Regions from separate parts of the Homo sapiens genome. Here region 2 is linked to region 1. The links are chromatin loops, found by intact Hi-C in ENCODE. Cell type or tissue: mesothelial cell of epicardium. All regions are shown on one strand. Each heading gives the region's core, and the rest is flanking DNA. Links, peaks and the distances in the headings are about the cores only. Region 1 overlaps IFT27 (intraflagellar transport 27). Region 2 overlaps CACNG2 (calcium voltage-gated channel auxiliary subunit gamma 2).

What was found. Hi-C counts contacts between places; a loop is a spot of excess contacts. Peaks named below come from ENCODE experiments on the same cell type or tissue, not always from the same donor. Only the 100,000 strongest peaks of a DNase experiment are listed, where the experiment ranks them.
Region 2: it touches region 1 in a loop (31-fold over the local background); 6 of 110 quality-filtered maps call a loop at or near these places.

Annotation. Positions count from the first base shown.
Region 1 is chr22:36,769,142-36,773,520 of GRCh38, forward strand. The region is part of intron 1 of IFT27 (intraflagellar transport 27); the gene reads right to left. Among named protein-coding and RNA genes, the nearest start is that of IFT27, 4.8 kb to the right of the region's middle. In mesothelial cell of epicardium, for the core only: no CTCF peak of the experiment used is centred there; a DNase peak (open chromatin) is centred at 1,658.
Region 2 is chr22:36,560,211-36,564,589 of GRCh38, forward strand. CACNG2 (calcium voltage-gated channel auxiliary subunit gamma 2) reads right to left here. Exons shown (of 4, transcript NM_006078.5): 4 at 647-4,379. The coding sequence ends at 4,141. Among named protein-coding and RNA genes, the nearest start is that of EIF3D, 33 kb to the left of the region's middle. RefSeq lists an enhancer at 2,850-3,365 and a silencer at 3,004-3,232. In mesothelial cell of epicardium, for the core only: no CTCF peak of the experiment used is centred there; no DNase peak of the experiment used is centred there.

The sequences.
Region 1 (4,379 bases), core at 80-4,079:
ATTTGTCATCACTCCTTAGAAGGGAACCAATATGTGCTGAGCCCCCCTCATGGACCTGTTCACACAATCCCATTCATTCCTTCCCCGCCAAGGTATCATTCACCTTACCTGACAGATGAAGAGACTGAGGCTCAGAGAGGCTGGGTAACTCGCCCAGGATTCCAACCTCACGCTCTTCCCAGGCCCTGCTCCTCTCCTAGAGCTCAGGGACCACTTCTGACACTTTTCTTGTTTTGAGATGGAGTCTCTGTCACGCAGGCTGAAGTACAGTGGTGCGATCTAGGCTCGCTGCAACCTCCGCCTCCCGGGTTCAAGTGATTCTCCTGCCTTAGCCTCCCGAGTAGCTGGGACTACAGGTGCACGCCACCATGACCAGCTAATGTTTGTATTTTTAGTAGAGACGGGGTTTCACCAGGTTGGCCAGCCTGATCACAAACTCTTGACCTCAGGTGATCTGCCTGCCTCTGCCTGCCAAAGTGCTGGGATTACAGAAGTGAGTTCTGACCCATTTTTAATGCTGTCCCTCCAAGCCCTCCTCACCGCCTTCCATGACATCTGGGGCAACCACAGCCTAGACTGTCAAGGGGTACCCACCCATCTCGGAGCAAACAGAGCGCATCGCTTTCCTTCCTTGGGCCCTGACTGCACCCGCCCTCCCAACTTCAGCTCTGCTCCTGAATTCAGCTGGAAGTTGGCTCCTCCTGCTTATGAGATTCCTCACAGATTTGTTCTGGTTAATTTCATAAATCTTTCCTCTGACTGTCAGTCAGAGTCACCAACACTTACAGGAAACCGCCTGTGTTGGCTATGAGGGCTCAGAAGCACAGGGAGGTGAAATAACTGATAAACACATTTGCAGAGCAACAGGATGACAAGTGCAAATTCAAATAGCACAAACTGAGAAGCAAGGCGTCTGGGAAGCATCGAGAAAAGAAATGAATGAGAGGATTCACTGGGGAGGGAGGCTTCCCTAGGGGCAAGGGCTGGGCCTGGGGGCGACAGCAGGCAGGGCGCTGCAGGACAGAGAGGATGACGTCTGCAAGGGCACGATGCGAGATCACCTGTGACCTCACAGTTGCCAAGGCCGATGGCCTTTTCTTGGTTCTCATCCTCCTTGACTTCTCTGAAGGATGTGAGTCAGCCTGAAGTGACCCCTTCCTTCCCGAGTCCTGTCCCCGTGGCCTCAGTGACCCTGCCCTGGCCTGGTTCTCCTGCTATCTGCCTGCCCCTCTGCCCCCCGAGTGTGGGCATTCCCATGGGCCTGTCATCGGCGGCGCTCTGCTCCTAGTCCACTCCGTCCCACTGACTCTCATCACCTTGACAGAAGGCAGGATCTCCCTCCCAAGCTTTGTCTGTATATCCAAAAACCCGTGTGCGTTGCCACTAGAATGAAGGACCTTCCTCCAACCTCAGTCTGTCTACAGCCAAGCTCCGTCATGCCCTGGTCCTGAGTGGGCTGCCCCCATCACCCAAGCTTTCTGTTTGTGACGCCACCGTGTGTTTTCATCGTCCCCAGATTCAACGGGTCACCTCTGACTGCTCCTCCTCCTTCCTCCCATCTTCAGGCAGCCTCCCTTGCATTCCTCACATCCTTGGCTGAGTCTCAGCCCACCTCTGCTCGGCCCTCCCTGCTGACCCTGCCCCAGTTAGCTCAGCCTCACTGCTGGGTTTCTATCTCAGCCCCAAGCCCATCCTTCCACAGTGTGCAGGGGAGGGGCCTCTGCAGACACATTTCTCCCTTGCTAGGAGCTTCCTGTTAGGCTCTGCCAATGGGAGTTCTGGAAGAAGAAGGGAAGGCTGGAGTCGGGGGAGAGGACACTGCTCTTCCCGCCTGCTTCTCCTTTTTCTTAGTACTACCCTAGCAATGGCCTGCACCCCAGCAGCACTAACTGCTTCCTGTCTTGGGGTGTGTGTGTGTGTGTGTGTTTCCCTACTCCCAGACCAGCTTATTGTTGCCCCCAGAGGAAACAGCGCCAGCGGGCAGTGCCCTCTTCTCAGAGATCCACACCTTGGCTCCCAGGGCCCCTCCTCCCTGCTTCTGGGCTGAGAGCCCCACATGCTTCCCTCTGCTTCCCCAGCCCAAGAGGTGGTGCTCCTTCCTGCAGTTACTACCCGTGCTGCCTCAGTTTCCCCCTTTTCCTCTTCCAGTCCTCTAGCACCAGTGTCATTCACATCCTACTGAAATCCTCACTGTTGAAATGCCGAGTAGAGTTGCTGGTTTTTGCCTGGCCCCTGACTTATGTAGTCCTTGGTACCAGGAGTGGTCTTAAAACATGGACCCTCCAGGATGGTTTGGAACTGGTTTGGTGTGTCTTGCCCTGAACACAGGGCTGGGCTCCTCCCAGTGGGAAATGGGTCCTGGTGCTCTGTGGCATGTGCTGGGGTCACGCGGCAGGTGACTGAACTCCTGAGGTGCCGGGACCAGCCGGGCAGGGCCCCTTCCTCAGGGGTCCGGATCCCAGCTCCCTGGGTCTCTTCAAGCTTCTGACAACCCCGACCTCTGCCCGCCAATCTGTGTCAACTCAATGCTGCCTTCTTGCTTCCTCAGTTCTCCAACACTTGATGAAGCAATTCCATACATTAAAATTTCTCTGCTGAAATGACGACTGCGTTTTCTGTCTTCCCGACTGTGCCTTGAACACTTCTTTTCTCTTCTTTTTTCTCCCGGCTGTTATCCACCCAGTGGGTGGCATCAACAGGTGGACCCCCATGACACAGTGCCTCCATCTTGGCAAACCTTCACACAAACCCCACTGAGGATTCCTTCATAGCCTACCCATCTCCACGGTCAGCCCTAACCCACCTTCCCACTCTCTCCCTAGTAATCCCTTACCCCAAATCTGGGCTCTGCATTCCTGTTCGCCCAGTCCCTGGAAATTCCTCAAGGCCACCTCCTTCCAGGTACCCCTAGACCAAATTCAAATCCTGTCCATTCTCTGCAAGGAAAGCTCAAAGAATACCCTTCCTGCACAGCCTCTGAAGGCCATCTCTCCCTCCTTCATCTTTATCTGTGTGGCTAACGTGGATCGTTGCTCAGTGGTAGCGCACGATGTGATGTCAGAGCAACCCTCCCAGGAGGCTCTATTACCATCTCCATGTATATCAAGAGGCAGCATATTATGGTACTTAAGGGCACAGACTCTGGAGCCAGACTCCAGCTCCATCACTTTCTAGCTGTGTGAGTTTAAATCAGTTACTTAACCTCTCTGTGCCTCAGCTGCAACATGTATAACCTAAGATAATCATAGCACCTACCCCACAGAATTGTTATGAGGATTTAATGAGTTAATATGCACAGTGCCTGGCATATATAAGTACTATTTAAGTGTTTTTTTAAAAGTAAACAAAATACAGATCAATGTCAAATGTTGTTTTCTTTCTTCTCCAGAACCAGAACAAGTAGCAGCTGTGCCTGGAGGCATTTCCCCGCATCTGGCACACAAAGGGCATTCACTTTGTGTTCGCTGTGTTAGAACGTATCACACGCATCTTAGTTCTTCCTTGAGTGCAACTGACTCATGCTTGCAGGCCCACTGCACCTTGCACGGTGACTCTGACGTAGTAGGTGCTCAGCGAGTATCTGTTCAATGCATAAACACTTGAACTGAACGTCAGGTCCTTCAATGACCAGTTATGTGAGAGAAAAAACAGAGTAACTCAGTTTAAACAGTAGGGCTGTGGGTCATGGATGGAAAAATAAAACCAATGGCATGTGTGTGGTGGGGGTGGGTGGACAGGTGTCAGAGGGGGCTGATTTCTGGGCTGAGGTCTTTTGGTCCCTGGAAACTTCCAAGAGGAAATGCTGTGGAATCCCTGAAAAGAGGCTGCAGATTGAGGCGCAGGCTGGAGTTCAGGAGCCACTAACTAGGCAGTGGCTGCACTCAGGTGAAAGAACTACCCAAGGGAGTTGGGGGTAAAGAAGGGCACAAAGAGGCCGGGCATAGTGGGTGGCTCACGCCTGTAATCCCAGCACTTTGGGAGGCTGAGGCAGGTGGATCACTTGAGGTCTGGAGTTCAAGACCAGCCTGACCAACTGGTGAAACCCCATCTCTACTAAAAATACAAAAATTAACTGGGCATGGTGGTGTGTGCCTGTATCCCCGGCTGCTCGGGAGGCTGAGGCAGGGAATCATTTAAACCCAGGAGGTGGAAGTTGCAGTGAGCTAAGGTTGTGCACCACTGCACTCCAGCCTGGGAGACAGAGTGAAATTACGCCTCAAAAAAAAAGGTCCGGGCACAGTGACTCACGCCTGTAATCCCAGCACTTTGGGAGGCCGAGGCGGGCAGATCACCTGACGTCAGGAGTTCAAGACCAGCCTGGCTAACATGGTGAAACCCAGTCTCCACTAAAAAATACAAAAAATTAGCTGGGTATGGTG
Region 2 (4,379 bases), core at 380-4,379, 210 kb before region 1:
ATGGGGCCTTTCTCTGATGTCAAAGGTCAAATCCTCCTGTTAGCATTCCATCTTGTCTTTCTCATCTCTTCAAGTTAAGAGAGTCCCAGGGACCCTCCCCATTCTTCTGCCACTCCATGGCTCTCCTCTTCCTGAGAAGCACCCCTCTGCAGGGAGCCCCCTGAGTAAACTGGTAGGGTCATGTCCATTCCAAACTGCACAATTTCACGGGGGAAAATGGAAACCCTGGAGTGTAACTGGGATGTTGAGTGGGGCTGCTTTATTCTAAAAGATAAAACTCAAGGACGTCATGCTCTCTGTCTTCAAATATCTGAGGGGCTGTCATGCTGAAAAGGGAAGGGATTTATTCAGTGTTGTTGGAGTGTGAAGGAAGAGGTGGATTAAAATTCAGTGTGCAGAGAAGACTTTTGCCAAAGAGTGCTGCTTAGCACTGGCTGGTGCTATCTTTGGAGGGGGTGAGCCCGCTGTCACTGGAGGCGTGCAAGTATCCCTAAAGGATATTTAATAGGGAACTCATGATCTAGAGAGTGGGGGGACACCCTACTGTACAGCATCTAAACCTCTCATCCCCAATAATCTGTAGCTTTAGGATTGTTTTAAATAGGATGCCAGGAGTTGGGAAAGGAATTAAAGAAATTCACTGAAGTGAGGACCAAGCTATAAAAAAAAAAAATCTTTATTTCATGTACCAGGATTTTTTTTTTCAGTTTTCTGCTTTTTAAAATTTTTTTTCTGTTAACAGTCTGAAAAAAAAAAAAAGGACTCACCAAGAAAATAAATGGAGGTTAGTTTCTTGAACTGGTCTGAGCTGGACATGAGCAATCATCCACACCCCTGGGCAGCAACGCCCTTGCAGTTCCGGTCCTGGCTCCTTCCCTCCGGACCCCCTAGCCCCTTCTCAGCCATGGCGATGTCACCCCACACCCCAGTGGCTTTCTTCAAGCACACCCAGAACCCAGGCCTTGCGCCATGGAAAGAAGCACTGATCGCCTTCCCAGACGCTCTGCCAGAATTCGGAGAACTGGAGCTAGTTTTTCTCTTCAGACAGTGCTCGCTTGGGTGCGGTTTTCTTGGGGACCCTCCCTTCTCCCTTCGCTCTCATCCTTGATCCCTTTAGGTCTGGAATCTGGTGGGATGGCGGGCAAGATTGGGGTGGGAGAGGGGTAGAGTTCAGTTTCTGCCCAGACTGAGGGCAACTTGGTTGTTGTTACCACACCTTGAATTGTCTCCCATTGTTCTGCCCCAGGGCCCATGACCTCCCCCTGTACTTCTGGGCTGGGCTGGCCGATGTTCTGCCCCTTGCTGACCTGGGAAAATAACTTTCCTTTCCCAGGCAAAAGACAGGAAAGGCAGGTGAGATGTGCAAGCTCAAAAAGCCTTACTAGCCATTCTCTAGAACTCCCCAGAGAGCTCAACCTCAGGAAATGCCGGTGTCAAGAAAAATGCAAACCGGGGGAGACTCGCAGGCAGAGGCAGGGGGGCCTCACCTTGACCTTCAGTCACCTGGGAGTAACTTGCAGACTGTTCTGAAATTTCCAGCTCAGGAAAGCTGTTGGATTTCTGTCAGTCTGAACTGGCCCTTGTCACTCTGGGGAAGAAAGGGGAGAAACACAGGATGCCCTTGACCTTTAGTCTGTGGTGCAAGTTTAACTTTTGGGGTTGGTCCTTACACTGGGATGGAACTGCTAAAATTTTCCTCTCCATTCCCTCAGCCTTGAGCCCTCCCAGTAAACCTCAGAGGATCCTCTTTTTCACAGACCCCCAAAGACACTGGGGAAGCCCTGGTGGCAGAGCTCTTCTCCCAAGGAAGCCTCTTTAACTCTCCATGATCGCAGCAAGGGGACACAAAGTGAAGAAGGGCTTTGGGGACCCCTGCGTCTTTCCCCTCTTTGCCTGAACAGCTTTATGTTTGCTCACATGTGTGTATTTTTGCTTTGACATTGGATGTGGGGGCAGGTGTTCGGGGAGCACAGTGAGGAGGTATATGGTGTGTGTGTGTGTGTGTGTCTGAGAGGCTGACTGATGATGAGCCTGGGGGCTTGGTGGCAGCTGTCCTGGTCATCCCTGGCATATCCTCGGGGCAGGTGGCAGATCTTAAGTCACAGATACATAGAGCAAGAATGGGCCTTTAGTGCTTCTCTGGGTCAATCCACATGCTTACATGGGGGGAAAATTAAGGCCCAGAGAGGCCATGCAGCAAGGAATTCCGGAATCCAGTCCTGGATTCTAGACGGGTGCCCTTCCCATGCATGCGAGTGGTGTGTGTGTGTGTGTGGGTATGTGTGCGTGTGTGGGTATGTGTGCATGTGTGTGTTCATGTGTATGCTCTGTTGGGAGGTTGTGAATGAACACAAAGGCCAGTGTGGAGTTGTTGTCGTCCATGGCTTTGGAGGGCATGAGTCAATTTCCTTTGAGCCACGCCCCTGGCCGTGTATGGGATGGAAGGGTTGAGACTGAGTGTGTCCCTGTGAGTGACTGCAGTGCTGGGCTAAGTGGACTGTGTATGTGTGTGTGAACGTGCCTGTGTGCGTGTGGGGTGTGTGGTCTCTTTCTTTGTTGGATTCTGTCTTCCCCCATTCGCAGCACCTTCCTTGTCTGAGGAAGCCACCTTTCCATCACAGAGACCCCCTGCAGCTCACTGGGACCTTCCGCTACTCCCTCCAACCTTCAAGCCCAGCTCTCACCTCTCACAACGGTTTTGCTTTGTTTTTGTAAATGGATTTGTATATTCGTTTTCTGTTTTTTTTTTCTTTACAAGTTCCCTGCTAAAGTTTAAGTCCCCCACCCCGCCCCATTTTTTGTTTTCACAGTTTAAAGCTGGAAAAGAATTAAAAGAAAAATACTATCTGATTTTCTTGCAAGTAAATCCACTTATTTTGTATTTACATTTATTTATAGTCTGTGGTTTTTTTATTAAAAAAAAATCACCACTTGTTTTTCCTTTTTCTTTTGTAAAAAGAAGCCTTTTTGCAGTGTCATTGTTGAACCCGCTGGGCCCCAAGGGGGCATCAGTGAGTCCAAGGACCCCCAAAGGGTCAATGAACCCCCTTCCCAGGGGACTGGGGGGCTTATGAGTCAGGGGGTCCACCATCGCCCCAGGGTCATCAGGTGGCCCTGAGGTGAGGGGTGAGGAGGGAGAGCTGTTTCATGTCCCCCGGGGGGGGGGGTGGCATCTCCTGACCCCAAGGACAGGAGCTTGGGGACATGACCCCAAGAGGCTCACCCTGAGGATTCCGGGGTTTCCGGCATCTTGGTAAGCCACCGGCAGCCTCCCCTCTCCTTCCCTTTCCTCAAGGCCTAGGAAGTCATCACAGTGGGTTAAGGAGCATTAAGGACTGGGAACCTGGGGCCAGGCAAGCCCCAAGTGTACCCCCCTCCAGGCACCCTAACGGAGAGGAGGGACAAGGGCTCGGTCACCTGGAGGCCTACGATTGCCCCATCAATGCTGGGCGGAGCCGGCTCGAGCTCTGAGCCTTCCTGGAGTTCCTGGGGCACCCACCCAGGGGCTCCAGGGACCTGGCAGTGACTGCAGGCTCACCTGGCCCCAGGGCCCCTGAGTCTCGCCCCCCAATCTCCCAGGGAGGCAGGGCCCGCTGGGGGTTAAAGGGAACAGAAAAGTAACTCTCCCCGAGTTAAAAAAAAAAAAAAAAAGTAACATAAACCCTGAAAAATACAAAGGACATCCCCTTTCCTTTCTGTTCTCATTTTTTTTTTTTTTGCTTTAATGTTATCTTGGTTCCCTTTTATTTTTTCATTTAAATTGATTTTTATTAAATGTTAAAATAATGGTACATGGGAAATCATGCATTTTCTTTTAGATTTATTTTCTATTTTTAATTTTTTATCCCTCTCGCTTTTTTTTAAAGTTTGTTTTCTTCCCTCGTTTATATTTTCCCACATTTCCTGTTGTTTTGCTTCTTTGTTCCTCTTATATTTTGTTCTTTTTTTTAAAATTTACTTGTTATGTTTTTTCTCTTTTTTTGTGTGTGTGTGTTTTTTTGTTTTTTGTTTTTTTGTTTTTTTTGTTTTTTGTTTTTGCTTTTGGAAGGTCTCCCAGCGGAGGGTCTGGGTCTCCCCGCCCCGCCCCGCCCCCGGGGACCGCGCCCTCCTCCCGCGGTCTTCTGGCGAGGCCCGCGGTCTTTATACGGGGGTGGTCCGGCGGTTGGCTGTGTTGGAGTGGAGAGAGTCCTTGTTCTCCTTCTGGATACAGTTGTGAACCTGGAGGAAGCTGTTATCCCTGTCGGAGTTGTAGGTGGCGGTGGGCGTGGTGGCGGCCTTCAGGGGGTCCCTGCTGAGCGTGTACATGGAGATCTCCGTGGACGGCAGGGTGTTGAAGCCCTTGATGCCCACGGGGGAGGCGTCCCTGGAGTGTGAGGGCT